7 separate regions of the Homo sapiens genome follow, and regions 1, 2, 3, 4, 6 and 7 are each linked to region 5. The links are chromatin contacts, found by Hi-C or POLR2A ChIA-PET in ENCODE. All regions are on one chromosome and are shown on one strand. Each heading gives the region's core, a stretch centred on a gene start or an enhancer-like site at or near the end of the contact. The rest is flanking DNA. Distances are from core to core; before and after follow the strand shown. Region 1 overlaps EPS15L1 (epidermal growth factor receptor pathway substrate 15 like 1). Region 2 holds the start of KLF2 (KLF transcription factor 2). Region 3 has its middle 63 kb from the start of AP1M1. Region 4 holds the start of NIBAN3 (niban apoptosis regulator 3). Region 5 holds the start of F2RL3 (F2R like thrombin or trypsin receptor 3). Region 6 holds the start of FCHO1 (FCH and mu domain containing endocytic adaptor 1). Region 7 holds the start of SLC27A1 (solute carrier family 27 member 1).

The links. Hi-C counts contacts between places; a loop is a spot of excess contacts on that map. ChIA-PET counts read pairs that join two places held with the same protein, here RNA polymerase II (POLR2A). Pooled maps may share reads with other maps.
Region 1: a loop to region 5 is called in a pooled map, with 3 times the contacts of the local background. The contact joins the enhancer-like site here to the promoter of F2RL3 in region 5. A Hi-C loop is called at or near these places in 8 of 37 single-sample maps with no recorded cell type and 5 of 50 pooled maps. POLR2A ChIA-PET finds 5 or more read pairs at or near these places in 1 of 52 experiments (activated B cell).
Region 2: a loop to region 5 is called in a map with no recorded cell type, with 4 times the contacts of the local background. The contact joins the promoter of KLF2 here to the promoter of F2RL3 in region 5. A Hi-C loop is called at or near these places in 2 of 37 single-sample maps with no recorded cell type and 7 of 50 pooled maps.
Region 3: a loop to region 5 is called in a map with no recorded cell type, with 7 times the contacts of the local background. The contact joins the enhancer-like site here to the promoter of F2RL3 in region 5. A Hi-C loop is called at or near these places in 3 of 37 single-sample maps with no recorded cell type and 2 of 50 pooled maps. POLR2A ChIA-PET finds 5 or more read pairs at or near these places in 1 of 52 experiments (T-cell).
Region 4: a loop to region 5 is called in a map with no recorded cell type, with 4 times the contacts of the local background. The contact joins the promoter of NIBAN3 here to the promoter of F2RL3 in region 5. A Hi-C loop is called at or near these places in 3 of 37 single-sample maps with no recorded cell type and 6 of 50 pooled maps. POLR2A ChIA-PET finds 5 or more read pairs at or near these places in 2 of 52 experiments (activated CD4-positive, alpha-beta T cell and activated T-cell).
Region 6: a map with no recorded cell type shows a loop between it and region 5 (5-fold over the local background). The contact joins the promoter of FCHO1 here to the promoter of F2RL3 in region 5. A Hi-C loop is called at or near these places in 5 of 37 single-sample maps with no recorded cell type and 5 of 50 pooled maps.
Region 7: a pooled map shows a loop between it and region 5 (3-fold over the local background). The contact joins the promoter of SLC27A1 here to the promoter of F2RL3 in region 5. A Hi-C loop is called at or near these places in 2 of 37 single-sample maps with no recorded cell type and 7 of 50 pooled maps.

The regions. Positions count from the first base shown.
Region 1 is chr19:16,365,192-16,369,272 of GRCh38, reverse strand. The region is part of intron 22 of EPS15L1 (epidermal growth factor receptor pathway substrate 15 like 1); the gene reads left to right. Among named protein-coding and RNA genes, the nearest start is that of KLF2, 42 kb to the right of the region's middle. RefSeq lists enhancers at 2,483-2,712, 2,863-2,932. Within about 2 kb of position 2,537, at least 14 of the 41 ENCODE cell types and tissues checked have a DNase peak (open chromatin) inside an H3K27ac peak, as active enhancers do.
Region 2 is chr19:16,322,190-16,326,322 of GRCh38, reverse strand. KLF2 (KLF transcription factor 2) reads right to left here and starts at 1,497. Exons shown (of 3, transcript NM_016270.4): 1 at 1,325-1,497; 2 at 291-1,107. The coding sequence starts at 1,399. KLF2-DT (KLF2 divergent transcript) reads left to right here and starts at 1,653. Exons shown (of 2, transcript NR_186323.1): 1 at 1,653-2,016. RefSeq lists silencers at 270-359, 830-879, 910-1,159, 1,250-1,979, enhancers at 159-929, 930-1,702 and a promoter at 1,352-2,187.
Region 3 is chr19:16,258,478-16,262,525 of GRCh38, reverse strand. No RefSeq gene overlaps it. Among named protein-coding and RNA genes, the nearest start is that of AP1M1, 63 kb to the right of the region's middle. RefSeq lists enhancers at 2,111-2,190, 2,621-2,840, 3,706-4,040. Within about 2 kb of position 2,590, at least 23 of the 41 ENCODE cell types and tissues checked have a DNase peak (open chromatin) inside an H3K27ac peak, as active enhancers do.
Region 4 is chr19:17,525,291-17,529,224 of GRCh38, reverse strand. It overlaps NIBAN3 (niban apoptosis regulator 3), which reads right to left and starts at 1,958. Exons shown (of 15, transcript NM_001321827.2): 1 at 1,830-1,958. The coding sequence starts at 1,884. RefSeq lists a silencer at 1,997-2,106.
Region 5 is chr19:16,887,342-16,891,432 of GRCh38, reverse strand. It overlaps F2RL3 (F2R like thrombin or trypsin receptor 3), which reads right to left and starts at 2,434. Exons shown (of 2, transcript NM_003950.4): 1 at 2,135-2,434; 2 at 1-1,860. The coding sequence starts at 2,243. The coding sequence ends at 812. RefSeq lists an enhancer at 1,160-1,759.
Region 6 is chr19:17,749,173-17,753,154 of GRCh38, reverse strand. FCHO1 (FCH and mu domain containing endocytic adaptor 1) reads right to left here and starts at 1,678. Exons shown (of 29, transcript NM_015122.3): 1 at 1,578-1,678. It overlaps FCHO1-AS1 (FCHO1 antisense RNA 1), which reads left to right and starts at 1,758. Exons shown (of 5, transcript XR_007067152.1): 1 at 1,758-1,939; 2 at 2,405-2,497; 3 at 3,792-3,872.
Region 7 is chr19:17,468,396-17,472,559 of GRCh38, reverse strand. It overlaps SLC27A1 (solute carrier family 27 member 1), which reads right to left and starts at 2,036. Exons shown (of 12, transcript NM_198580.3): 1 at 1,853-2,036. The coding sequence starts at 2,019. RefSeq lists enhancers at 919-1,420, 2,842-2,971 and a silencer at 1,962-2,091.

The DNA.
Region 1 (4,081 bases), core at 1,288-3,787, 520 kb after region 5:
TTCTTATCTCCCGGGGCTGTGCTGCTTGACACAGCTTTGATCTAAGGCAGAGTGCGCGCGGGGCTGGTGCCTGCAGGACTCCCAGCCTGCAGGTCCCTTACGTGGTCCCGTGTGTCACATTGTAAAAAACAAACTCCCCTCATGTGTCTTAGATGGGAGCCAGAGGAAGACGTTGACGTGTGTTGGGGAAAAGCACTCTTTCAAGACAAGTCCCCGAGCAGTGATGAATTTTAGAACCTATACTGTTTTCTTTCTCCCCTCTCCCCGCAGCTAAGCTTTTTTTCTGGCAGGATGGGGAGGGTGGAATAAGACATGTCAGTGGCCTTGGATGAGCTCTGCTGGAGTGGTGCCCCGCCCGGGCCACTGCTCTCCTAGGCAGCGTGACTCTCAGAAACCTGGCAGTTGTATGGGCATCTGTGTTGTGTAGGATGAATGACAGTTGTGGTTGTGTGGGATCACCTGTTGTGTAGGGTGAATGACAGTTGCATAGGTGTCTGTGTTGTGTAGGGTGAATGATGGTTTTGTGGGATCACCTGTTGTGTAGGGTGAATGACAGTTAGGTGGGTGTCTGTGTTATGTAGGGTGAATGATGGTTTTGTGAGATCGCCTGTTGTGTAGGGTGAATGACAGGTGGGTGCCTGTGTTGTGTAGGGTGAATGATGGTTGTGTGGGCACCACCTGTTGTGTGGAATGAATAACAGTTGTGTGGGTGTGCATGTTGTGCAGGATGAACGAGAGATGTGTGGGATCACCTGTTGTGTAGGGTGAATGACAGTTGTGTGGGTGTCTGTGTTCTGCAGGATGAATGACAATTGTGTGGGCATCCTCTGTTGTGTAGGATGAATGGGAGTTGTGTGAGTGTCCATATTGTGCAGGATGAATGACAGTTGTGTAGCCATCTCCTGTTGTGTAGGATCAATGATGCTTGTGCATGTGTGTCCCCTGTTGTGTAGGATCAATGATGGTTGTATGTGTGCGTCCACTGTTGTGTAGGATCAGTGATGCTTGTGTGTGTGTGTCCCATTGTGTAGGATCAATGATGGTTGTGTATGTGTGTCCACAGTTGTGTAGGATGAGTGAGAGTTGTGTGATCGTTCTGTGTTGTATAGGATAATAGCGAAGGTGGGCAGCTTCCCTGACCACAAACCCTTGTTTTGTATTTTTTTGTTTTCTTTTTGTTTTTGTATGTATCTCTCATCTGCAGAACTGCATTTTCCAAGTACAGCACTGAACTGAACTGTATAAACAGAACCTAGCCAGGATCAAACACACACACACACACACACACTCTCTCTCTCTCTCACTCTCATGTTTATTACTAATATTTTTATTAATCGGATTGATTGAGACCATACCTCACCTGAACCTTTTATGCTCCTCCTAAGCAAAAAATTTAAACCAAGAGAGTTTCCTTTCCAAGGTTTTTATAGCATTCACCGTTTTTATGGTTTGCAATTGTATATTTCTATTCAATTTTTTGTTTGTTTGTTGTTTTTTGGGTTTTTTTTTTTTTTTTTTTGCTTTGCACCCAGCTCTTGAGGATGCTTTTAAGCGGAGGGCTTCCTGCAAAGCAAGATAGAAAAGTCAGAACCTTGAAAAACTTTGCTGACCAAGAACGCTAGTGCAGCAGAGCCAGCCCCATCACAGCCCCGATCCCGGGTGCTAGGGGCGTGCGCAGCCTCGAGAAGAAGCTTGAGAAATAGGAGAATTAAAGAAATTTCTATCAGGGTGGAGCCGGCCACCAAGTTTTTTTTTTTTTTTTTTTTTTTTTTTTTAACAGCACATACTGTGGTAAACCATTTGGTTCATATTGTTTTTGCTAAAGTCAGTCCTGTGTGTGGTTTCGGTACACCGCTTGGGTAACTGTTGAAACTGCTGTGGTTTGAAAATAAGTTCTATTTTGTGTTTTCTTCAGTCTTGTATCCCTTGCCCCCTGTTAATGAAGTCTCCCTGCGGTAGGCAGTCAGCACACCCAAGAGGGTCTTTAATTTCATTTGTCTTTATTCACTGCCGTCTGCTGTGGTCCCCGGTAGTTCCCGCTGCAAATATCTAGGATTGATGGCATCGAACCAGGTGCCAGGATGATGCCTGGCACCTGGTTTGATGCCATCATTCCCAGATGTTTCTATACCCACTTTTTTGGGTTTTGTTTTCATGATTTCCATCCCCTTTTCTGAAATGCGCGTCAGTAAAGCTCTCTCCTTACTCATGTTTTCTGGAGCCATAAAAAAGTATAAAACCCTGGCGTGGGTGCGCGTGGCAGCTTTTGCTTCAGGGCCTGGAGGCAGATTAAAGTTACTTTGTCACGTTTGAGATAAGCTATACCTCACAAAATCGGAAAAAACGATTAAGGAGTTAGCAGAAGTGGTTACATAAAAGCAGGAACTAGACCTAGAAGGTTTGAAAAATACAGCCGCTAAAAATAAATCGCTGAGCAAAAGTGGGAAGTTTGGGCTGAGGGCCGTGGCCCTACAGTGATGCCGGGGGCTTTCTTTGCTCAAAGCGTCTGGTCATTAGCAAGGTCGAGAGCTGGACCGGGCACTCGGCTGACCTCACACGTGTCAGGTCCAAAATCTCCTCTCTTACCAAAGCACAAACACTAACAACTGAGAAAAAAACCGTTGTTGTTGTTGATGTTCCTTCTGAAAACAAGAGGCCAGCAGTTGATGTGCCCTGGTTTCATATTACCATAGTCATGATTTCTAAATAACAACGGTTTCGGCAACAGAGCAAAACCAGGCACAGGCAGTTCTTGGTGTGAACGAAGCTTTTCATCTCTCTGAACATCTCTTTGCGCATCAGAAACCTCAGCTTGAAATGGTAGCAGGCAGAATTCTTAACCGCTCCTCCCAAAAACCAATTTCTTTTTTTTAAACCCCCCAAACCAAGGGAGGAAGATCTTCATTGAAAAGAAGAAGAAAAGCAGCTCAAAAATGACTGATTTATTTGAACCTTCTGTACCGTGGCAGTCGCTCTTGGGGGCCTGGCTGGGGCGTCCTCCCTTTACACCTCCCTCCACATTCTTGCAAATCTGCCTCAGGTGATCACTCCCTGCAGGAACGGCTTCGAGAAATCAAGCAGTGTCCACCCTGGACTTGCTGCCCGTCCCAGGGGGCTACACCGTGTCCTGGGACTTTGAGCTTCTCCCCTGGAAACACTTAACTGTTTCCTCTGCTAGAATCTTGCTATTTGATCCATATCACATAGGTATTCGAGGAAAAATCAAATACCCAAGCATGCACAGTAACATTGCTGTTTCCTGCAAACCAGGAAGGGCAGATGCCTTTATTCCCTTCTCGCTCCCCAGGGTGTTGCTCCAAAGGGCCCCAGGTCCCTGGAGACCCGTGGAATCTGTAACAGGTGGCACCTGGTTCACCAGGACCTCCTGAAGCCCACTGTGTGCCGAGCCCTGGGCTGGAGGGCACCAGGGACATGGGGCAGTATTGGCTGGCATTTGTGGTATGCTGGGCCCGCTTTTCACAGAGCTGACCCTCAGCCGTGCCAGAGGCCAGTGCCACGGGAAGCAGAGTGGTGAGGGACCCTGGGGGAGGGGGGGCTTTCCCGTGGAGGGAGAAGCTGGGCAGAAGCAGGCAGGGGCTCGAGGGACTGGCTGAGGTCACTGTCCCTATCCCCTGCAAACCCACAGGCTGGGGTGCAGGACACTGTCACACTGTCCCCCAGGGTGCCCCTGCCGGTGGCTTTGGTGGCTCCCTGCTCACACTTGCTCTATCTCAGCCTAAACAGCAGACATGGATTGTCCCGCAGTTCTAGAGGCTCAAAGTCCAAGATCAAGGCGCCAGTGGGGTTGGTTTCTTCTGAGACCTCTCCTTGGCCTGGTGCATCTTCACATTGCTGTTCTGTGTGTAGATCTGTGTCCTAAGTTCTTTCAGTGAAGACAGTCATTGATCCTTTGACTTCGTTTTAACTCAGTTACCCCTTTAAATATGCTATCTTCAAGTATGGTTATATTCTAAGGCACAGGGGTTAGGACTTGAACGTATGAACAATTGTTGGGGGGACACAGCCCTTTGTTTGGATTAAGAAACAGGCTGAGGGGGGTGGCCGCCATGCCCCACACCGT
Region 2 (4,133 bases), core at 248-2,747, 560 kb after region 5:
AGGTTTTCTAAGTGCTCTTCCCAACCTCCGGAGGCCCCCCTCGTCCTAAGCGTGCAAGCCCCCACCCCAACCTCTCGGATCACACTTCCTTAGGGAGTGTTCCTGTGTGCCCCCCCAACCAACCTCCCGAGCCACGCCTCCTGGGGAGTCCTAAGCGTGCACCACCTGCCAGATCCCCCTGAGCCACGCCCCAAGGGAGGTCCTAAATTCATTTTCTGGCGCGCGCTGGGAATCCGACCTCTCCTCCCGCGTCCCCCCGCCTGCGCTCCTGGCTCGTGCGTGCCGCCCACCTGTGTGCGTGCGCAGATGCGCCTTCAGATGCGAACTCTTGGTGTAGGTCTTGCCGCAGCCCGCGTAGCTGCAGGTGTGAGTGGCGGTGCGTTTGCGGGGCCAAGAGCGGCGGCCGCGCTTTGGCTTGGCCTCCAGCAGCTCCAGCGGGGACGCAGGCGGCGTGAGGAGACCGCGGGCGGCGGGGGGCGCCAGGCCCAGGGCTGCCGCGGCGGCGGCCGCGTCGTCGAAGAGACCGAAGGCTGGGGGCGCAGGCGGCGCGTAATGCAGGCCGGGCCCGGGCGCGCCGAAACCAGGGCCACCGAAAGGCGGCGGGAAGGAGGCGCGCGGACCGGGCGCGGGCAGGCGCGCGGGGCCGTCGGGGCTGAGCGGCGGTGTGTCGGGCGGCGGCGGGGGGCGGCCCCCGGGACCTCGCATGCACGAAGCCGCCGGGCCCGGGGCGCCCTCGCGCTTGAGGCCGCGCGGTCCACGGGTCAGCCCGGGGGCGCAGCCGTAGCCGCCGCCGCCGTCCGCTTCAGGGGGCTCGGCCTTGACCAGGCGGCCGGGCGGCGCCAGCAGAAAGCGGCCGTGCAGTGCGGGCCCCAGCGGCGCATCCAGCTCGGGTCGCAGCAGCTCAGACACCAGGCCACCCGCGGGGGCGCTGTAGGGCGGGGGCGCGCCGGGTTCGGGGTAATAGAACGCAGGCGGCGGGGGCGGCGGCGGCGGCTCCGGGGCGGCCTCGGCGCCCAGGCCATCCAGCCCCATGGACAGGATGAAGTCCAGCACGCTGTTGAGGTCGTCGTCGGTGCCGCCGGACTCGGGTTCGGCGCGCGGCCAGCGCTGCGGGCGACAGGGCAATGGGCGTGAGCGGGCGGCGGGGCTCGGGGGGCGCTGCTTGCCTTTTACCACCCTAAGTCCGCGATCCCCGTGGCCCGCATCCTCCTCTCCTGAGTCTGCAGTCCCCGCCTTCGCGTCCTGTCACCCCGCAGCCCACGTTCTACTACCCCGAGCCCGCCGCCCACGGTCCCGGCCGCCCCGCCGTCCCCGCCGCCCTCACCTCCTGCAGGCCGCGCTCGCGGCACGGGCTGGCGAAAGTGGAGAAGGACGGCAGGATGGGTTCACTCAGCGCCATGGCCGGGACCCGGGGAGAAAGGACGCGGACGGGGACACCGGTGAGTGGCTGCCCGAGGCCGGGCTGGTCGGGGCGCGGGCGGGCGGGGACGGCTCTGTGGGCCGCGGCCGGGCCCGCCCAAGCCTTATAGGCGCGGCGCGCGCGGGGGCCGGGCCAAAGCGGCGGCGGCGGAAACGCGTCCCGGATGGGGACGAGCTCCGGGCGCAGCCTAAATTTAGCCGCGGTATATAAGCCGGCGGGCGGCAGCGGCCGTGGCCACTGCGGCGGCCTGGGCCTTGCGCTGACAGCCCGGCCCCTCGCGCGCCGCCAGGGCCGCGCCTCCCCCTCTCCCGGGCCCCGCCCCCGCCCGTCTCCCCGGCGACGTTGTCAACACGCGCTCCACAACAGCGGCGTGACGCTCAGGGATCCCCCGGGCGCCCCGGGCTCCCGCCTGCGCGAGCATCCCGGGGACCTGGAGCGGGGGCGGTGTCGGGGCCTCTCAGAGACTCTCAGGGGAGCACCGGGCTTGGCGGTCTCCCCGGATCCCTTGACGGAAGGGGAGATTGGCTCCAGCCTCAGAGAGGGCTGCAGAACCCTGGATGGATGGGAAGTCTGGAGTCTCCAGGATTCATGGATGGGTGAGGCTGGGCCCCTCATCTGTTGTGGGACCACCCAGAGGGACCCACCGTGTGCACATCACCCTGTAAAAAAAAACACCTTGTGTAGACCTGGTGCAGTGGGTCACATCTGTAATCCCACCGCTTTGGGAGGCTGAGACAGGAGGATCACTCGAGGCCAGGAGTTCAAGACCAGCCTGGGCAACACAGTGGCCCCCATCTCTTAAAAAATAAAAAAAATTAGCTGGGTGTAGTGGGAGGCTGAGGTGGGAGGATCGCTTGAGCCCAGGAGGTCGAGGCTGCAGTGAGATACAATCACACCACTACACTCCAGCCTGGGTGACAGAGGAGACTGTCTCAAAAAAACAAACAAAACAAAACTTTTGTGTGGTAACATCAAGACACATTAAATCTTTGACATTTGAGACACCCACCCCCTCCTCCCCAACCTCAATAAGCCCGTCAAGTGCAGGGAAACTGAGGCAGAGGTGGCTGGGAGAAGTTGGAGTTGCGGCAGGCACAGGCAGGCTGGGTTCCTTTACTGACTTCCATAAATGAATTAAGTAACTCAGAGGACGGTGATGACAGTCATTCCCCCAATACAGCTCCAGCATCGGGGGCATCAGAGGACAATGCTGCCCAATGGGTCCCTTCAATGCTCCACCTCTGTCCCCCACACCATATCCCTGCTGGCCAGGGACTGTCACTCCTGTTACAACTGTCTGCCAGCCCTGGGTAGGCACTGGGGACACAGTAACCAAGAGATAGACAAGATCCCTGCCCTAGGGGACCTCCACTTTAGTGAAGGAGGGAAGGATAGAGGTTTATTCATTTGAGTTTTTTTGAGACAGGGTCTCCCTCTGTTGCCCAGTCTGGAGTGTAGTAGTGCAATCACAGCTCACTGCAGCCTCGAACTCCTGCGCTCAAGAGATCCTCCTGCCTTAGCCTCCCAAGTAGCTGGGATTACAAGGTGCACACCACCATGCCTGGCTAAATTTTTTTTTTTGTATTTTTTTGTAGAGACGGGGTCTCACTATGTTGCCCAGGCTGGTCTTGAAGTCCTGGGCTCAGGCGATCCACCCGCCTCGGCCTCCCAAAGTGCTGGGATTACAGGTGTGAGCCATTGCGCCTGGCCTTACTGATAGGGGTTTAAAAAGAAAAATGGAGCAGTAGAAGGGACTAGAAAGTGAGTGTGAGATGAGGGAGTGGGAAGGAGAAAATGGGGAAATTCTGAATCTCACCCAGGGGGTGAAATGTGAGCTAATGTGAAAAAGTCATTGGGGACCATGTGGGTATGGGAGGAAGAGCATCCCAAGGAGGAACTTGGAGCCAGGTGGTGAGGGATGCAGGCAGCTCCTGCCCTGGAAGCTTGGACTCTCAGCCTCTGCAGAAATGCACTCTGCAGGGTCCCCTCTGCAGCCCCCACCAAACCCAGTCACCGGAGACTTCAAGTTGAATACAAACTTGCTTTCTGCAGTTGCCACTGAAATGGCTGCGAGTCAGCCTCAGCCACTGAGCACGCGCTGTGTGACCTTGAACCAGTGGCTTTGGCTGTTTGGGCTTGCCTCCTCAATCTTCGAAATGCAGATAAGAATAGTACCTTACCCCAAATGGCTATTGTGAGTTCACACAGGCTCTTTTCTTTGTTGTGGAAGTAGGTGACATCTTGTGTGACACTGAATTCTCTACCAGCGCTTGGGAGATGGGCCTGCTTGTGTGCTTTGGGAATTGAATTGCCTTTCTCTGGGCCTCAGTTTCCCCGTATGATAATGATGGAAAGATTAAGGGAATCAGGAATTTCTCCTCAAGGATATGGGATGCCTGGGCAGCTGCCGGGAAGGGTTTTTGTTTGTTTGTTCCTTTGCTTTGGCCAAGACCGTCGGCTGGGCGCAGTGGCTCACACCTGTAATCCCAGCACTTTGGAAGGCTGAGGCGGGCAGATCACTTGCGGTTAGAAGTTGGAGACTAGCCTGGTCAACACGGTGAAACCCTGTCTCTACTAAAAATACAAAAATTAGCCGGGCGTGGTGGCGTGTGCCTATAATCCCAGCTACTGAAGAGGCTAGAATCGCTTGAACTTGGGAGGTGGAGGTTGCAGTGAGCCGAGACCGTGCCACTGCACTCCAGCCTGGGTGACA
Region 3 (4,048 bases), core at 1,341-3,840, 630 kb after region 5:
GACTGGTGAAAGGGTATGAGGTCGCCTTTAGGGGTCAGAGAAGAGAAAGATTCCCTATGGGGAGGTTTAGGGGAAGGAGACCCCAGGTCAAGGTGCAGCCCGGATAAAGGCTCGAGGTAAGGCCAGGAGCTGTGGCAAGGGTGCCTGGGTGGTGATCTGCCCAGATGGTGTCCCCGAACCCCCTGCCCTGCGTGTGGCACGAGTCCCTTCTCATCAGTGCCTTTTTACTTCTTCCATTTCCCCCAATGCGGCTGAATTTGCATTACTGAGTTATTTCTTTTTAGAACTCCTACCTTCTCCCCTTCCCCCAGAGTTTTTCCTGGTGCAAGCTGAGGGTGCCACCCCCACCCCCACGGCATTCGAAGATCAGAGAGTTTCCTCCTTGGGGCCGGGCTTCTCAGAAAAGCCACCTCTGCAGTGCTCGGGTTATGAAATGCCCCCTCCACTGCCCAGGCACTCTTGGCTGGAATCGCAGTGAAATCCGTGGTAAAGAGTCGCTGGGCTGCCTGCAGAGGGGTCGAAGATGAGACTCACCCTCCCAGGCCCCCGTTTGACAGGTGAGGACACTGAGGCCAGTGAGCTCAGAGTGAGACTCAAACTTGGGAGATCTGGCTGATTCTTGGGCACAGAGGTTGTGACCACTCTCCAAGTGGGTGCAGCTGGGAGAAAGTGGCCCTTGGGCGAGCTGGGCCAGGCTCACATTGCCCCTCCACCTCCTACTTGTAGCCAAGCAGCCTGGATTCACCGGGCCTCAGTATTCCCCTCTGGCAGATGGGCTGAGCAACCCTTTACCACTCAATCATAAATGCCCTTGCTCATGGCTTCAACCGCCCTTCCACATGTCCATTCCACTTAATCATCAGCCTCCACTTAAACTTCTCGGCTTGGCACCTGTCTCGGGGTAACATCCATGCACCCTGCTGTGGCTTTTGAGGGTCTGCATGGCTGGTCCCTGCCCCCACCCAGCCACACGGGCCTCTGCCAGGTCCCTCAAACACCAAGGCTGCCTCAGGACACCAGGCCTTAGCCGCGCCGTGCCTCTTGCCTGCAGTGCCCTTCCCGAATCCATCCATGCCCTCAAACCTCACCTAGTTATTATCTACTTAGCTTTCATTCTCAGTCCGAGACATCAAACTGCTTTCTTTCCTTTTCTTCTTTTAAAATATTTTATTCAAGGAAAACATACAGACATTAAAGTACCCAAATCCTAGGTACACAGTTCTGTAACTTCTCATAAAGGGACTATGCCCAGGTAACCAGCAGCCAGCTCAAGAAACAGGACACTCCGGCTGGGCTTGGTGGCTCATGCCTGTAATCCTAGCATTTTGGGAGGTCGAGGCAGGAGGATTGCTTGAGGCCAGGGGGAGTTCAAGTCCAGCCTGGGTACATAGCAAGATCCCATCTCTACCAAAAAAGAAAAGAGAGAGAAAAAGAAACAAGACATCCCCATCCCCACCACCTTCATCAAAGCTCCCTTGTGGGGCTCAATATTTGGAATTGACGAATGGTTACGTGAACGGGCCCATTGCCTATGACATAGGTGTCCAGCAAGCCGCTGAGCCCATGGGTTGCATTACTGGAGGTATAGACTCCAGAATGGGGAAGGTGATTTCCCTCTCCATTCTGGGCTGGTCAATGCTGTCAGGCAGGGGGCCCTGCCACTTCAAAATGGGGATAGATGGATAGTGGCAGGTTTGGGGAAGACCACCATGGTGTGTGTGTGTGTATGTGTATACACACTTCTAAGTGGTGTCCTGGGAGAAGGCCCTGGAGGCTTTAGGGCATTTAACCTAGAGAAGGACTGACTTAGGTCTCTGTCAGCAGTCCCAGGTGGCTGGATGGCAGAGCAGGGCAGGGTGGGGACTGAGCCACTCTGAAGGAGGCACCCACTTTCACTAAGCCACACACTAGGCTGCCCCGGCTGGCAGTGAGCATGTCGTCAGGAAAGAGATGCCAGTCCAGTGCCTCCCTGGCAGCAAACTGAGCCAAGTGGTTGTGTGGCATGAACTAGAAGACATCTTGACCCCCAGTCCCCACCAGATCTTAAAGAAAGGTGGGCAGGGATGAGGACTTCAGGGACACCTGAAGGGGCCCATTGCCTGTGACATAGCTGCCCAGCAAGCTGCTAGGCCCATGGGTTATATTATTAGAGGTATAGGCTCCAGAATGAGGGAGGTGATTTCCCTTTCCATTCTGGGATGGTCAGAATGGTCAGGCAGGAGCCTCTGCCACTGCTGAGACTTTTCTGTGGCCAGTGGGGAGACTGAGATCCAGAGAAGGACAGTGACCTGCCCAGAGTCATTGGGCCAAAACTGGCTTTCCAGGCACGGGCCAGGCCTCGAGCTCTGGTTTTGGGTGGAGTTCAGGCCAGGTTATATGTGGTGTGGCTGTTCCCTTTTGCCAGCTGCAGCTGCCTGGGGTGGGGGCCGGCCGGGCACGCTTCATCACCTGCCCTGGCAGGCAGTCGCAGGTGCTGGGCCGGCCACTTTACATAGCCACGCTTGGGTTCCTCTGCCCGCGCTGCCGTCCTGCCCCCTTGCCTCTCCCCAGGAAAGGCCGAGGCTCTGAGGTCAGGAGCCGGCTGCGGGCCCCAGTGAGTTCTTGAGTATTTTTATTTCACTTCTTCGTTTCACTTTTACTGGTCCTGGGAGAAATATGCATGTTATTCAGGACCAGAGCAGTCATCACTGGGCCCAAGATGGCACTGTTCTGTGCCAACAAGGGGTCGTGGAGCAGGCAGACCCGGGTTCAAATCCTAACCCCACTGCTTGTTGGCTGGCCACATCACCCCTGGAGCATCTCCTGAGAGGTGCACGGGGTGGAGATTCTGATAGGGCGTGGCCTCTGGGCTGCTGTGTGGCTTCAGGCAACTTCCTGCCCCTCTCTGGGCCTCAACCCCTCTTCTGTAAAATGGGAATAACTACAGCCCATTCTTATAATGTGGCTCAAATTCAGCAGTTATGCGGTGTCACGCTGGGTGCCTGTCCACTGAACTTTTTGGGTGGAGGAGCTGGACCCACCGTATGTTCTTGAACTTGAGAAGCTTGGGCTTGCGTATGGATCCCTGTTGTGTGTGTGTGTGTGTGTGTGTGTATGTGTGTGTGTGTGTGTGTGTGTGTGTTTAGACGGAGTCTTGCTCTTATTGCCCAGGCTGGAGTGCAGTGGTGCAATCTCAGCTCACTGCAACCTCTGCTGCCTAGGTTCAAGCGATTCTCCAGCCTCAGCCTCCGGAGTAGCTGGGATTACAGGCACCAGCCACCATGCCCGGCTAATCTTTGTAATTTTAGTAGAGATGGGGTTTCAACATCCTGGCAAGGCTAGTCTCGAATGCCTGACCTCATGATCCACCCGCCTCAGCCTCCCAAAGTGCTGGGATTACAGGTGTGAGCCACTGTGCCCGGCCAAGGCAGGTTTTAAGATGCAGATTCCTGGGCCCTGCTTTGCATTGGGAGAAAGTGGGTTGGCCCTCAGATGTCGGCCCAGAAACTTCAGAAAAGGCTCCAGGACCTGGAGGTGTGTTTTTCCCTGGGACAGGATCAAAGGAGGGATGTGGGGAGGGGGAAACTGAGGCACAGGGCGGTGAAGCCACTTGCCCAGCAAGTGAGAGTGTCTGCACCAGGACTGAATAGGGGCTAGCTCGATTCAGAGCCAGCACCCTCTGGCCTGCAGTGATGCCCGGACGGAGTCCACCCCTGTCACTCTGTCCCGCTCAGCTCCTGAGCTCCTCCCGGGCCCCGTGTTCCAGCAGCCTCAGGGCTGCCGCAGAACATGAAGCCTGAGGCTTCCCCGGGGAACAGCTTGGAGCCGAGTTGGGGTTTATATAGTGGCTCCCAAAATATCTGGCCGCTGATAGGCTGAGCCGGGTGCAGGCGCGGCTGACCCATGCCGCGCTTCCTGTCCTGCCAAGATGTTTCCTGCCGATAGCCGGGCCCAGCGGCCTTATCTGTGACCTCAGGGACACCCAGGGGACAGGGTGTCCTGGCCTGGGCAGGGGCTGTGGGGAACCAGGAGGGGGTCAGGGCACAGGTGGTGGGTTCTCCATACACAC
Region 4 (3,934 bases), core at 709-3,208, 640 kb before region 5:
CCTTACAATGCCCCCCCAGCCCCATGAGCTAGGCGTTGTTGCTATCCCCATTTTACATATAAGAGAATGAAGCCCAGGGAGGTGAAGTCACTCACCAAAGGGCACACAGCAAATGAGGGAATGACCAGGGTGTGAACGTGAATTGTTTGTTTGCAAGATACATCACTGGCCTTAGCACATGCTGTTTCTCCTGTCCAAAATGCTCTTCTGGTATCTCCTTCCTTCCAACACCATCACATCCCTCCAGCCCTGGCTTGATCATTGTCTCCTCAGTGGGCAGTCATCCACCTCTGCTCTTCCCTACCCTCAAGGAACATGTGAGCTCTCTCCCATCATTCTCACCATGCAATTTTGGGTCATGACTTGACCCAAAAACCAAAAAAACACTCTTCCATGCTGCTGCATGGAATGTAGACCCAATGGCTGGAGCTCCAGCAGCCGTTCTGTGCCATGAGGTCACCTTGGGCACAGAAGCCCCACATAGCAGAGCCACCAGAGGGAAGGTGTTTAGACCATGAGCCTGTGAGGGTAAGGCCAATACCAACCCCACAATGTCCCCAGCGCCCAGCACAGTTGCTCACCCCACATATGAGGACAGAGGGACCCGAATGGCACTGAATCTGGCACTGGCCCCTCTTAGTCTCAAATTGGGAACTGAGCCTCCATCCCCAGGGTCCTACCGAGGGGCCTGCTGGTCCCTGCCCGCTCAGGAAGACATCCCTCAGGGCCTGGCTGGGTCTGGGACACCCTCCACTTGGCCCTATGCCTCCCACCTGAACCCCTGCCCTAAATCAGGTCACTAGATTTACCAAATAAAAATAGAAGACACAGTCTTCTGGGCACAGTGGCTCACACCTGTAATCCCAGCACTTTGGGAGGCTGAGGTGAGCAGATCACCTGAGATCAGGAGTTCGAGACCAACCTGGCCAAAATGGTGAAACCCCATCTCTACTAAAAATACAAAAATTAGTCAGGCATGGTGGCACATGCTTGTAATCCCAGCTACTCGGGAGGCTGAAGCAGGAGAATAGCTTGAATCCTGGAGGCGGAGGTTGCAGTGAGCCAAGATTGCGCCACTGCACTCTAGCCTGGGCAACAGAGGGAGACTCCATCTCAAAAAACAAAACAAAACAAAACAAACAAAAAAAAAACCATAAAGGGGTAATTGGTTTTCAGCATAAGTGTGCACTATGCAAAATCTGGGATACACTTATACTAAAAATAAGATGCAGGCTGGACACAGTGGCTCCCGCCTGTAATCCCAGCACTTTGGGAGGTTGATGTGGGAGGATCGCTTGAGCTCAGGAGTTCAAGACCAGCCTGGGCAACATAGTGAGACCCTGTCGCTACGAAAACAAATAAAAAATTAGCCAGGTGTGGTGGTGCACGCCTGTGGTCCCAGCTATTCGGGCTGAGGCGGGAGGATCGCTTGAGCCCACAAGTTCAAAAGCAAACTGGCCAACATAGGGACACCCTGTCTCTATTAAAAAAAAAAACAACCAATGAAATAATTAGTTGGGCATGGTGGTACATGCATGTGGTCCCAGCTACTTGGGAGGTTAAGGCGGGAGAATTGCTTGAGCCCAGGAGGCCAAGGTTGCAGTGAGCCACGATCATACCACGGCACTCCAGCTTGGGCAACAGACAAGATCCTGTCTCAACAATAAAAAAAGATTCACTGCGTGAAATTTACATTAAGAAGGCATCCTGTGTGTTTTGACAGCCCTAGGTCTGAACCGAACCCCATCTGCTGCATGGAGCATGTGGACCCAATGGCTGGAGCCCCCACCCACCTGGACTCCCACCCTGTCCCCTCCCCGGCTGCTCACCCCTTAGGTGCTGCCGCTGCTGCTTGTCCAGAGGGCTCGAAGGCCGCCCACCCATGCTGCTGTCGTCTCCCGGGGCTCCTCTTCCCTTCCCCACGACCACCGCCTGCGTTCCTCGGCTCAGGGGCACCTGGATGGCGGGTGAGAGGCTTGGTCACAGTGGGTTCAGAGGCCCCGCCCCTGCCCCACCCCACGCTGCACCTGCGTCCTCCCCACTCCCCTGGGGCCCGTGTTGCCCAGAGCCAGTGGTTTCTGTAGAGGCTGCGGGGACAGCCCCGGGGTTAGGTTGTGGGGTGTGGGAGAAAGAAAATCATAGCTCGTCTTGGAGGAGGGTGGCAGGGCAGACATCTGGCAGGACCGGCCAGCAGTCGTTGTGTATGGGGGCTGGAACAGGGGGATGGGCAGGGATGCGGCATCTAGTTCCTGGTGCCACACCCCCCCACCAGCACTGTGCCTACCCTGTGCCCGGTGAGGCTGGACCCCAGAGAGGATACAGCCCTGGCCCAGCTCCTAGGAGTCCCCAGGCTGGGGAGACAGAGCTGGACAGGCACTCCCAGACTGTCCCTGAGGTCAGTGCTGGGGCAGGGGGGCAGATGCCAAGGTCTTAGAGGATGGGTGGCCTGGCAGGGGTGAGCAGAGAGACTTGGGGGCACTGAAGCTTCATCCTTGATTCCTTCTTCAGGCCCCCAACACTGTCCCTCCCACCAGTCCATCACCTGGACTCCATTTCTTTTTCCTTTTTTTTTTTTTAGAGACAGGGTCTTGCTCTGTTGCTCAGGCTGGAGTGCAGTGGCACGATCATGGCTCACTGCAGCCTGGAACTCCTGTGCTCAAGTGACCCTCTCACTTCAGCCTCCAGAGTAGCTGGGCCCACAGGCACACGCCACCACCATGCCTGGCTAATTTTTGTATTTTTTGTAGACACGGGGGGTCTTCCTATGTTGCCCAGGCTGGTCTCAAACTTCTGGACTCAAGTGATCCGCCCACCTCGGCCTCCCAAAATGTTAGGATTACAGGCATGAGCCACCACACCTGGCATATTTCACGTTTTAAGTGTCTCTTAAAGGTGTCCTTTTTTTTTTCTTTGGGACAGACTCTCGCACTGTCGCCCAGACTGGAGTGCAATGGCACTATCTTGGCTCACTGCAACCTCCACCTCCCGGGTTCAAGTGATTCTCCAGCCTCAGCCTCCCGAGTAGCTGGGATTACAGGCGCCCGCCACCACACCTGGCTAATTTTTTGTATTTTCAGTAGAGACGGGGTTTCATTATGTTGGCCAGGCTTGTCTCAAACTCCTGACCTCGTGATCCACCCTCCTTGACCTCCTAAAGTGTTCTTTTTTTTTTAAACGGTGTCTCACTCTGTTGCCCAGGCTGGAGTGCAGTGGCATGATCTTGGCTCACTGCCACCTTCGCCTCCTGGGTTCAAGCGATTTCTGGCTAATTTTGTTTTGTTTTGTTTAGTAGAGATGGGGTTTCCCTGTGTTGGCCAGGCTGGCCTCAAACTCCTGACCTCAGGTGATCCTCTCGCCTCAGCCTCCCAAAGTGCTGGGATTACAGGTGTGAGCCACGTCACCCAGCGAAGGTGTCCCTTTTCTTGGGCCCAAACCCCATCTTTAGCACCCCAAAACTCTCCGTGCTGACCTCCCGAAGCTCTCCCATTGCCCTTTGGGAAAGCACCACTGAGGGCCCAGCCTCATCGCTCCAAGAGCCCTCTGGCTCCACTCAGCCCCCTGCAGCTCCCGAAGCCCCCATGTCCCTCTGACCCCCGCGGTCTTGTCCAGTGCCTAGAGAACTCTTGCTCCCGCCTCCTGCACGTGGTCGCCCAAGCTTCACCCCTCAGGTGAAAAGACCAGATACCAGCCCCTTGGAGAGCCGTCCCTGTGCCCCTGGACTGGTTGGGCGCGACCTTTATGTCCCAGCATTTGACCTGGTTTGGTTAGTTGGGCGTCTCCACCCCTTCACCTGTTTTGTGCCTGGCACAGAGCAGCCCTCGATGTTTGCTGAATGAATGCATGAATAAACGTGTGCATGAATGAATGAATGAATGAATGAATGAATGAAGGGAGGGACGGAGGGAGGGAGGGCATGCAGTCTACACTCCAAGCG
Region 5 (4,091 bases), core at 1,185-3,684:
GTTTATTTTTGAGACAAGGTCTTGCTCTGTTGCCCAGGCTGGAGTGCAGTGGTACAATCATAGCTCACTGCAACCACAACCTCCCAGGCTCAAGTGATCCTCCCGCCTGTGCCTCTTGAGTGGCTGGGACTATAGGCGCATGCCACAATGCCTGGTTCATTAAAAAATTTTTTTGTGTGTAGAGATGGGATCCCCCTATGTTGCCCAGGCTGGTCCCAAACTCCTGGCTTCAAGCAATCCTCCATCTTGGCCTCCCAGAGTGCTGAGATTATAGGCGTGAGCCACTGCACCTGGCCGTCACTTTTCGTCTTTTTAAAATTGAATTAAATTAATTAATTAATTAATTTAGAGACAGGCTCTCTGTCACGCAGGCTGGAGTCCAGTGGCGCAATCTCGGCTCACTGCAACCTCTGCCTCCCAGGTTCAAGCGATCCTTCTGCCTCAGTCTCCTGAGTAGCTGGGATTACAGGCGCCAGCCACCAAGCCCAGCTAATTTTTGTATTTTTGGTAGAGATGGGGTTTTACCATGTTGCTCAGGCTGGTGTTGAACTCCTGGGCTCAAGTGATCCATCCGCCTTGGCCTCTTAAAGTGCTGGGATTACAGGCGTGAGCCACCAGGCCTGGCCTCTCCTTATCTTATGAGGACACCACCCACACTGGATGTAAGGCCCACCCTTCTCCAAAGTGACCTCCGCTAGTGACAGTTGTAACAACCCTATTTCCAAATAAGGTCACATTCTGAGGTCCCAGGAAGGACGTGAAGTGGGGGAAGGGACCCTGTTCGACCCAGTACAGCCTTCCCCACTTTGTGTCACTGGAGCAAAGAGGAGTGGGTGCCCATGCCCCGGCTGCCCCCTTCCGCAGAGGCCTTGGAGGCCACGGTGTCCCCCGGCGACCGTTGGAAGAGCCCTGCCCGCACCTTGTCCCTGAACTCGGCCGACACGTAGTAGTAGATGAAGGGATCCACGCAGCTGTTGAGGGTGCTCAGCGCCAGGCTGGGCACGTAGGCACCATAGAGGTTGCCCCAGGCGCTGGGGCTCGGGTCCGAGTAATGCAGCAGCAGCAGCAGGTTGCTGGGCACGAAGAAGGCCACGGCGGAGGCCAGCACCACTGCGGTCAGCCTCAGCGCGTGGCCGTAGCGCCGGCCGCTGGCCGCCAGCGTGTGCAGGGTGGCCCCGTAGCACAGCAGCATGGCCAGCAGGGGCAGGAAACAGCCCAACAGCGCCAGGCAGGTGAAGGCCGGTTGCCAGTGGGAGGCCTGTGCGTCCAGGGGCAGCGCGTCATGGCAGAGCACGCGATCGGAGCGCGCCAGCCGGAAGGTCTGCCGCTGCAGTGTCAGGGGCAGTGCCAGGGCGGCCGCCATGAGCCAAGCAGCCATGCAGAGTCCAAGGGCCAGGCGCCGGCCACGCAGGGCGCGGGCCCGCAGCGGGTGCACCAGGGCCAGGTAGCGATCCAGGCTGACGGCGGCCAGCAGCAGCACTGAGCCATACATGTGACCATAGAGTGCGGCCGTGGCCAGGCGGCAGGCGGCCTCCCCGAAGGGCCAGCGCTGGCCACGCAGGTGGTAGGCGATCCGCGGGGGCAGCGCCAGGGCCAGCAGGAGGTCAGCAGCCGCGAGGTTCATCAGCAGCATGGTGGAGGGCAGCCGAGGTGCCTGCGTGGCCAGCACCCACAGCGCCAGCCCATTGGCCGGCAGCCCCACCACCAGGACCAGCCCATAGAGGGCGGGCACCAGCCTGGTGGGCACCCAGCCCAGAAGCAGTGCCCGTGAGCTGTCCGGGAGCTCCAGGGTGTCACTGTCATTGGCACAGACTTGGCCTGGGTAGCCGCGGGGGGCAGGCAGGATTGAGGGCGTGCTGTCTGGGAGAGAGAGGGGACCTCAGTCAGCCCCTGCCTCGGCAGGTGACGAGAAGCAGCAGGGAGGGAGGTGCTCAGAGCCTGGGGTCTGCCCTGGTGGGAAACAGCTGGACATGACACTCAAGGGAATAGCCCAGCCCTATGGGGTCAGAGACGGGATACAGAGTGGGCTGGGCTGAAGCCCGCAACTTCCCGGCCTCCCCCTCCCCAGCTCCGGGCCCCCAGCTCCATCTCTGATGTAACCCCATCTCTGCACCCCAAAGCCAGGACCACTCACCATCACCACCTCCGGTGCTCCCGCTCTCGTCGTAGACGCTGGGGGTCTGGGTGCCGCCAGACAGGCTGAACCCCAGCACCAGGGGCCACAGGAGCAGTCGCCCCCACATGACTGCACTCAGGCTGCTCTGGGCTGTGGCCTCAGGCTTCCTGCCTCGCCGGACCCTGAGCCCCAGCTTCTGGAGCCGAGGCGGACGAGCAGATCGCGCCGGTAGAGATAAACCAGGAAGGCTGCCCCTGCCCCCGCAGACCCACCAGGGCCGCTTGCCAGCCAGCCCGTGGGAGGACTGGAGTGTGGGTTATGGAGACCGGGCTGCCCCACGTGGCTATATCCAGTGTGGCGCCTCCCAGGGACCCAGGTGCCAGGCCAGCAAGATGCAGGGGGGGGGGTCCCAGCTGCAGCCAGCACCCCCGGTCCCTGACCAGCCCAGGAAGCATCTGCGGTTCAAGTGGCCACTTCCTGCCAGCCGCTCACATCTGCAGCCACTGTTCTCACGACAGCCCTGTCCTCACCCCAATCCCCACGCCCATCACGGGCTCTGGGCCTTTCCTGAAGTCACCCCCCGACTTCCTATCTCTGGTGAGCAGGATAAGAAGAGCCCTGCTAGGCCAGGCACGGTGGCTCACGGCTGTAATCCCAACATTTTGGGAGGCCAAGGCAGGCAAATCACCTGAGGTTGGGAGTTTGAGACCGGCCTGACCAACATGGAGAAACCCCATCTCTCATAAAAATACAAAAATTAGCTGGGCTTGGTGGCAGATGCCTGTGGTCCCAGCTACTCAGGAGGCTGAGGTGGGAGAATTGCTTGAACCCAGGAGGTGGAGGTTGCAGTGAGCCGAGATCTTGCCACTGCACTCCAGCCTGGGCAACAGAGCGAGACTCGGCAAAAAAAAAAAAAAAAACCAAGGATGGGCGCCTCCCAGAGGGTAATAGCGAGGGTCCCTTCAGACCCCCAGAGCAGCACGAGCCCAGCGTCAGGGACTCTGGCTGAACCTCGAGAGCCCCTCAGCATCCTCGGCTGACCCCATACTCACAAGGCACCCCTGTATGAGTGCCTCACTTCACTCTTGCCCAGGGGACACACGGGCATCTGTAGGGGAGACAGTGATGCTGGGGACAGCACCTGCCGAGGACCGGGGGGACTTCGGGGTGTGTGGCTCGCCTGCTCTGACCTCTGACCCTGAGTGAGGTGGCCAGGTTGAAGGGTCCCCAAGCCAGCCTCCAGGGGGCCTCCCTCCTCTAGCCCCAGCACATCCCCACTCCTGGGTACCATTGGATGGGGGCTCATCGGGCAGATGAAGAAACTGAAGCTCGGGGGGGTACCCCTTCCCTCTTCTGCACAAGGCCCCTCAGTGTTGTCCCTCCCTGCCTCAGAGAGGCCTCAACCCGTCGTGCCCTGGGGGAGTCTGGTATGGGTGGTTCTGGCCCCAGTGTGCTCAGCGCTGGGCTACAGGGGATGGGGGACAGGGCTTGGGGGGGTCTGGGAGCAGGAGGGCCTAGTTGGGAGCCATGAGGATTGGGGAAAATAAAATGAACTAGGGATGGGGGAGGGAGGGGTCCAATGTGGCCGTTTCCTGCCTGGGGGAGCCCTAATCTCATCACACACTTGAGCACTCGGGGATCAGCCAGGAAGTGACTGAGCAGAGTCTTGGACAGAGTCAACACCCAGCTCCAGGAGGAGACACTGAAGCCTGGAGAGAGAGTCTAGCTGGGGCAGGGTCTCAGAGGCCCTGCTCCCATTTCTGGGCAGTTTCCATGGCCACCAATGAGAAAATCAGCTTCACGTCAATGACTTGGGGAAAAAGGTGGCTGAGGACACCCTCAGCACACGGAAAACCCACGCCTGGGCTCCCCCCTCCACCGTCTTCTCTGTGAGCAGAGTGGGAAGCTGTGCAGGGGAGGCTGGGCACACCGGCAGTCCAGTGATGCTGGGGCAGGGTGGTTTGAAGATGATGCA
Region 6 (3,982 bases), core at 429-2,928, 860 kb before region 5:
AATCTCTTAGAGCTGTGCTGACTGGCATGGGAACCACTAGCCCCATGTGGTGACTTAATTTTTTTTTTTTTTGGAGACAGGGTCTCGCTCTGTTGCCCAGGCTGGAGTGCAGTGGTGCGATCATAGCTCACTGCAGCCTCCACCTCCCAGGCTCAAGGGAGCCTTGAATAGTAGCCTCCCGAGTAGCTGAGACTACAGGCTCACGCCTGAATAATTTTTGTATTAAGTTTTTTTTATTTTTTTATTTTTTCTGGAGACAGGTTCTTGCTCTGTCACCCAGGCTGGAGTGTGCAGTGGCATGATCACAGCTCATGGCAGCCTCGACTTCCCAGGCTCAAGTGATCCTCCCATCTCAGCCACCCGAGTAGCTGGGACTACATGTCTAACTAATTAAAAATAAATTTTTTTTTTTTTTTTTGTAGAGACTAGGTCTCACTAGTGTGGCCCAGGCCAGTCTCGAACTCCTGAGCTCAAGCCATCCTCCTGCCTGGGACCCCCAAAGTGCTGGGATTACAGCCATGAGCCACAACCCCTGGCCTTAATTTTTGTATTAATTTTTGTATTAATGTTAAACCAAGTAAAATTAAATACAATTGGCTGGGCGCAGTGGCTCACGCCTGTAATCCCAGCACTTTGGGAGGCCGAGGTGGGTGGATCACTTGAGGTCAGGAGTTCGAGACCTGCCTGGCCAACATGGTGAAACCCCATCTCTACCAAAAAATATAAAAATCAGCAGGGCGTGGTGGCACACACCTGTAGTCCCAGCTACTTGGGAGGATGAGGCAGGAGAATCACTTGAACCTGGGAGGCGGAGGTTGTAGTGAGCCAAGATTGCCCCACTGCACTCCAACCTGGTTGAAAGAGTGAGATTCTGTCTTAAAAAAATAATAATTAAATACATACATACATACATACATACATACATACAATTATATGCCCAGCTCCTCAGCTGTGCCAGCCTCTCTTCCAAGGCTCAGTAGCTACATGGGGCTGATGGCTGCTGTATTGGATGGCCAACATTGTTCTAGAAGATCCCAGGAACCAAGGAGCCCAAGTTCCCCAGAAACCAAGAATCTCACTACTGTTTTCACAGTTTCAATTAGATTGCCTCACCCCACCTCTGGCAGACAGATACACATGGAGCACCAGTATGTGTGCGACCCTGTACCCAACTATTCACACGCATCTGCTCATCCAATCTTCATGCCATGCCCTCAGAGGCAACCCCAACTTTATGAAGGAAACCGAGGCACAGAGAGATCAATCATTGGTCCCGGCTGACTGTGATTTTGCCCCTGGTCTGTCTGCCAATGACCTCCTGTTTGAAACCATCACGCGTGGCTCTCTGGGTTTCCAAGCTCCCCTTGCCGCCCCCCTAACCCAAACCACCACTCACAGCTGGAATGGGGGACGGGGGGCAGGGCAACGGGTGGCCCCATGCAGGCTTTGGCCAGCCCAGGAAGTGACACCTGCTACTTCTCCTGAAACCCAGGCTCCGGGCAGGGGGGCCTCCCCTCTGTTCCTGAGGGGGGCCAAGGCGAGATGATGGGTATCTACTGGCCAGGGCTCAAACTCACCGGACAGGGTAGCGAGTGGGATGGGGCCCCTGTCTGACGGGGCAGGCGCCAGGAGACAGCCACGAGGCCACTTCCGTCAGCACCAAGTTGGAGGCTTGTGTGCATGGGTTGGGGGGGGGACAGGAAGCTCACCCCGCCCCGCCTACCATCCAACCGCCACCTTTCCTCCCCCGCCCGATCAGCACCCATGGGACCTCCCTGGAACCACACAGGCCATGGGTGAGTAAACAAGAGGCGCTTGAACCTGGAGCCCCCCGGCCTGAACCTGGAGCTGTTCTTACCGAACAAATATTAATCATGGCAATTGGGAAATAACTGAGCACCAACCCTGGCCCAGGCATTCAACATCTTGCCATCCTGAGGTAGGCCGATACCCACTTCACAGACTGGGCAAACTGAGGCTCAGAGAGGGAAATGCGCTCAGAAAGGGGAAGACATGGCCAGGCGCGGTGGCTCACGCCTGTAATCCCAGCACTTTGAGAGGCCAAGGTGGGTGGATCACGAGGTCAAGAGGTTGACACTATCCTGGCCAACACGGTGAAACCCCGTCTCTACTAAAAATACAAAAATTAGCTGGGCGTGGTGGCCCATGCCTGTAGTCCCAGCTACTCAGGAGGCTGAGGCAGGAGAATCACTTGAACCCGGGAGGTGGAGGTTGCAGTGAGCCAGAGGTTGCAGTGAGCCGAGATTGCGCCACTGCACTCCAGCCTGGCGACAGAGCGAGACTCCATCTCAAAAAAAAAAAAAAAAGAAAAGAAAGGGGAAGACATTTTTGCATTCATGAGCGCTTTCCTTCACTACAAAAGAAATTTAAAATTATATTTTAGGTGGTGGCTGATGCCTGGAATCCCAGCACTTTGGGAGGCCGAGGCAGGTGGATTGCTTGAGCCCAGGAGTGCGAGAACAGCCTGGGCAACATGGTAAAACCCCGTCTCTACTAAAAATACAAAAGTTAGCTGGGTGGGGTGGCATATGCCTGTAATCCCAGCTACTCGGGAGGCTGAGGCAGGAGAATCGCTTGAACCCAGGAGATGGAGGTTGCAGTGAGCGGAGATCGAGCCACTGCACTCCAGCCTGGGTGACAGAGAGAGACTCTGTCTCAAAAACAAAACAAAACAAAACTGTATTTTACAACTACATTGACATAAAGACAAATATATTAATATTATACACAAAAATGTTTCCTTCAACCCAAGAGTTCATTTTTTTCCCTTTGGATTTTAAAAGAAGTGAAAACATCAACCTAGGGACCCCTAAAAGCACTGTGAGCCTGAGACACTGGGCATTTTGGGTCTGATGGAGAAGTCAGCCCTGCTAGAACCCAAGTCTCCCAGCCTGTACAGTACCAGCACAAAGCCCAGAGATGGCCGGAGACTTGCCCAAGGTTACACAGCACATTGCCAGCTGACTCAGAGGTCCCCATCCTGCCTTCCCGGCACCAAGTCTTGCAAACCTGGGGCTGAGACATGTGAGCAGCCCCAGAACAGATAAAACAAAGCAGGAACCACATCAGCAACAAAGGCAAGACCCGAGCTCCCATCCTGGGAATCGAGTGGTGCCTGGCTGGGTGTCCGGAGCCGCTGACGTCTTGCCTGATGACCTTGGGCCACTCCTGACCTTCCACGATCTGGCTTCCAGGATCCTGGGAAACAGGATCTCACATTTCCCTCTCTCTTGGACCCCAGTGTATGTACAGTAGGGCCAGTAGCAAGGGTTTTCTCATCCTTCCCACGGACCAGTCACTTGGTTCAAGCAGGTACCATGCTGTTTCAATGACCCACTATGTCATGTCTCCCCTCTTGGCCTCGCCACCTGGGCTGCGATCACAGACAATCTGGCTTGATTCTCGTCACCACACCTCAAGGCAGTATCTTATCTCAACCAGCACCACGATGGGGAAACTGAGACACGTGCCCCAGGTCACACAGTGACTCGGGCCACCAAGTGGGAATCTGAGCCAGGGATTCTCAGAAATTTTCTGTCCTCCCCATGGGTCCCCTCCCTCTTCCTCACTTCATTTGGCAAACATCTATTGAATGCCTACTGTGTACCCAACTTTCCCAGGTGCTGGAGTCTCCTCAGGCAATGCCTTTGATAGACTCCCCCTTCCCCTCCCTCCTCCTGGTCAGCTGTGACCCGATTTAAAGAGCACTAATACTGTCATTAATATTATAATAATCATGTCTGTATTTACAGAGCTTCCTCCTCCCACAGACTCCTCCCATCTTCCCAGAGGAATTCAGCCCATTTCACAGAAGAACAAACAAAGGCACCAAGGGAAAAACACACACACAGGTAGAGGCAAATTCAAACCTGGGGGTGTCAGACTCCCAGCCCCATGCCCACCACTGGGAGGGCGCTCCAAGGGACAGGGAATGAGCTGGCCTGGCAACTCCCACCCCCTC
Region 7 (4,164 bases), core at 787-3,286, 580 kb before region 5:
GTGAGACTCTGCCTCAAACAAACAAACAAATGAGCAATAGACAAAAGGTAAGTGCAGCTAGGCGACAAAAGGGAAGTAAGCGGAGGCTGGGACATGGTCAGGGACCTCGTGCGCAATGCTCAGGAGTATGGCCTCAATTCTAATTCTATTTTTTTTTTTTTTTTTGAGACGGAGTCTCACTCTGTCGCCCAAGCTGGACTGCAGTGGCATGATCTCCGCTCACTGCAAGCTCCGCCTCCGGGGTTCACACCATTCTCCTGCCTCAGCCTCCCGAGTAGCTGGGACTACAGGCGTCCACCACCACGCCTGGCTAATTTTTTTGTATTTTTATTAGAAACGGGGTTTCACCGTGTTAGCCAGGATGGTTTTGATCTCCTGACCTCGTGATCTGCCTGCCTCGGCCTCCCAAAGTGCTGGGATTACAGGCGTGAGCCACCGCTCCCGGCCAGTATGGCGTCAATTCTAAGGGCAACAAGGAGCTATGGGAGGGTGCTGAGCAGGAAAATTCAGCAAAGGTTCCCAGAGGGAGAGCCTGCCCTGGCTAAAAGGGGTCCAGTATGTTCTGGGCAGCTTGAGCTTGACACTGCAAGTCTTTCTGAAGACCAGGTGAACATATGGATGGGGGGAGTGGCAGGTGGGCAGGGAACAGATGGTAGGACCTTGAGTGCCCAGCTAGGGGCTGAGTCTTCCTTCTGCCAAGGATGGGCTGGCCATGGAAGGTGTCTGAGCAGAGGGCACAGTCAGATTTCCACATCAGAACAACCAAGGAGCCGGGGGCAGGGGGCCATGGCATGCAGAAGGGGTGAGTTTTAGAAAGTTCAGAACCAGTCAACTTACGGTGGGATCTTTCCCATCTCCACACCCTCTGTGCCCTCCTTACAATGGGTTCAGTCCCTCTTGCTACTCCATCTTACAAGGAGCTGTGAAGGTGTTGAGCCCTGCCCCGCTAGCCGGCGCTCACCTGCTCCCACGTGGTGCTGTTCCTGAGGTCTGCTCTGATAGAAGCCCCCAGCAATGCCTGTTTCATCCCAGAAGGACCCCCAACGGCTCGTTTGAGCAAGTCCCTCAGAGACACCGCAAAAACCCTCCAAGGATCCTTGCACAGGACACCAGAATCTGCCCCCCTAGCATGAATCCAGTGTCCCAGTCTCCAGAAGAGACCCCCCAAACAAGTCCTGGAATACACAGCAGCCTCCCGACACACTCCGAACAACTCCCAAACCCAAAGTCCCACACAGACCCCAAAATCTCAAACAGTGCCCCAGCTGTAAACGATCCCGAGGAAACTCACACCTTCAGAAACCCGGGAAGTCCTTTATAGAGCAGCTCGCTCATCCCTCAGAGAAAGCCCTAGATAGACCCAAAGTGTCTTGGCAACCCCCCAGAGACTATCTATTGGGTCGTCCCTGTGAGCCCCGGTGACCTACTGGAGAGCCCCCTGAAGTCTCTCACAGTTATCACGGCTCCAAAAAGACCCCCACACCGCCACGGATTTCCAGTCAGCCCCAGCTCCCTGGAATTTCCACCAGTTGCCCAAAGACCCCCAAATTGCCCCCCAAATCCCCTGAGATCATCTCCTAAGCAGCCTGCAACGCCCGAAGCACCTTAGAGGCTACTCATCTTCCTCGAGAAATCCTTAAAGTGTCCCCTGTAGCCCCCTCAGAGACCCCCAACTGGTCACCCTCTCAGGCCCCGCCCCCGCCCAGCCCTCGGCCCAGCCCCGCCCCCAACCTACAAAGCACCCTCAGCTCTCCGGACCCTCCAAGCCGTCCCCGCAACCCAGCCCTGCACCGTGCGCCCCCAGAGCCCTCAGCCCCGCCCCCAGCCCTGGACGGATCCCGGCAACACTCACAAGAGGTCTCGCCTCGCGGTCTTGCAGACGATGCGCAGGAAGCGCCAGCCGCCGCTGCCCACGTACACGCCGAGCGCCGCTGCCGCGCTCCAGGTCCACGGCAGCCCCAGCAGCCACAACAGCGCCAGCGAGACCACCGAGGCCGCGCCCGCACCCGGAGCCCGCATCCTGGGGAAGCAGAGAGAGCTGAGGCCGCGGGCCGCTCCAGCCCCGCCCCACGACCCGCTCCGCCCCACGACCGCCCCCGCCTCTACAGCGAGCCGCGCCCCCAGGCCTCGGCTCTGCGCCCCCCGCGAGTCCGGGAACGCGCTCCGAGTCAGACTCCGCCCCCAGGCCTGGGATTGGTCAACTCCTCAGGCCAGGCATCGCCCCTTTCCAGGCTTTTACACCCGCCCGCTAACTAGGAACCAGACCAGGGCCCCAGGCCTGGGATTGGCCAGGTCCTGGCCAGGCTCCGCCCCCGGACCCTGGGTCCGCTCTATTCCATATTTTTGAGCCCATCCTTCCCTGCCAATCTTACAACAGTCCCCGCCCCCAGAGCCAGCATGTCCACCTTGTCGGTCACTGTCAGGCCTCGCCACATGCCTTCATCTAGCCTCTATCCTCGATCCCCGAATTACCCTTCACGTCCTGTCCCCTTTCCTCCTGGTCCTGCCTCTACCCCGTGGCCTTTTCACCACTCACTGGGCCCCGCCCTTAGGTTATGCTTCTAGCCCAGCCCACAGGTACAAGCCCTCTCCCCGAGTCCCGCCCCTCTCAGCCAGGCCCCACCCCCTAGGTTAGACATATGCCTCCCCACCCCCCCGCAATAAGCACACGCCCCACCCTCCCGAAACTAGAGCCCTCCCCAATCCGTTCAAGCCCCACCCCAGTTCCGGGCCTAGCCCAAGTTCCCAGGCTCAGGTTCTATCCTGGCCACGGGCCCCGCCCTCAGGCTTTGGCTCGGTCGCCACCTCCTGGGTTTCACTCCGGCCCCCCTAGGACCTAGGCCCCGCCCCTCTTCCCTCCTGTCTACTTCGAAGCCCCTCAGCCCGCAGAGCCGAGGCCGGCCGTCTTCCAGAAGCCACGACCATAGAGAGGCAACCGGACCGGAGAGGCGACGGCCAAAGAGACATGGGTGCTAGAACGGCCCGCCAGGGTCGTCCGCTGTCTCCATGACAACCAAGCCTTGCCCCACCCCCTCTCCTTTTAGGAAACACACGTGTCCTGCAGCCTTGGGGCGTGGCTCGCAAGATATCAGGACCCGAGCCCTAGTTGGCGTGCAGGATCTCTACCCCGGGGGACCAAAAATATCCCAGTCCACACCCACGGCCCGCGCGGGCTGTATTCTTGCTCCAGCTTGTCCTAAATCCAAGCCCCAAAGCCTCTTTCGGTCTTAAAAACACGTTCCAGGGCCCGGGGGAGTGCTCAACTCACACCATTGGGGCCTCAGAAGTCTCTAACTGTAAACACCGCCGCGGTCTTAACACGTGTGATTCAAGGACACAGCTAATTCTTAATCCATGTCCCGAAGCCTTGTCGGTTAAGTCTCACCGTCACACCCCAGGATCCCAGGGAGGACAAAATCCACACGCCAGGTCCCCATCCTTCCTAGAAGCACCTACAGGCCCTTTACTTGCACCCCGGGGTCCTAGATGCTCCCCCAGGCGCTGCCAGCGCTGGCCTGGGGGCACGCACAACCCCATTCTCTGGCTGACCTGAAGCTGCAAGCCGTGCCTTCAGTCTCCCAGAAGCTCAGGCAGGAGGCAGGCAGGGACTAGGAGGCTGAGGCCGGGGACCTTTCTGTTTCTGCAGACTCCTGGACCCTTCTTGGGTGCGCTGTGCCTACTGTGCGGGCTTCTGCTTTGGGGTCCTTCCCTTCCAGCTCCCCCTCCTCTGCCCCACTGCCGACTCCACCACTGCTTGTTTTCTGCTCTCCTTGGCCGACCTTTCCAGCGTTCTCCTTAGGAGGCGGCCCGGGCCTGATTCCAATGCATTTGGAGGACAGGGCTGGGCAGGCACTCACCCCCTACGCTGCCATTGGTCCCTGCGGGCAGCAGGGTGGCTGGAATGAGGGATCACGAGGAAGATCCGGAGGACAGGCCCAGAGCCAGCCACTGGCCTGCTGCTTTCTGGGCCTGGAAGAGTCAGCAATGACCAGTAACTGCAGTTGCACTCTTACCTAGCCAGGTAGCACCGCTGTGATCACCCCATTTGACAGGTAAAGAAACTGAGGGCAGGCTGGGCGTGGTGACTCACGCCTGTAATCCCAGCATTTTGGGAGGCCGAGTTGGGTGGATCACTTGAGGCCAGAAGTTCGAAACCAGCCTGAC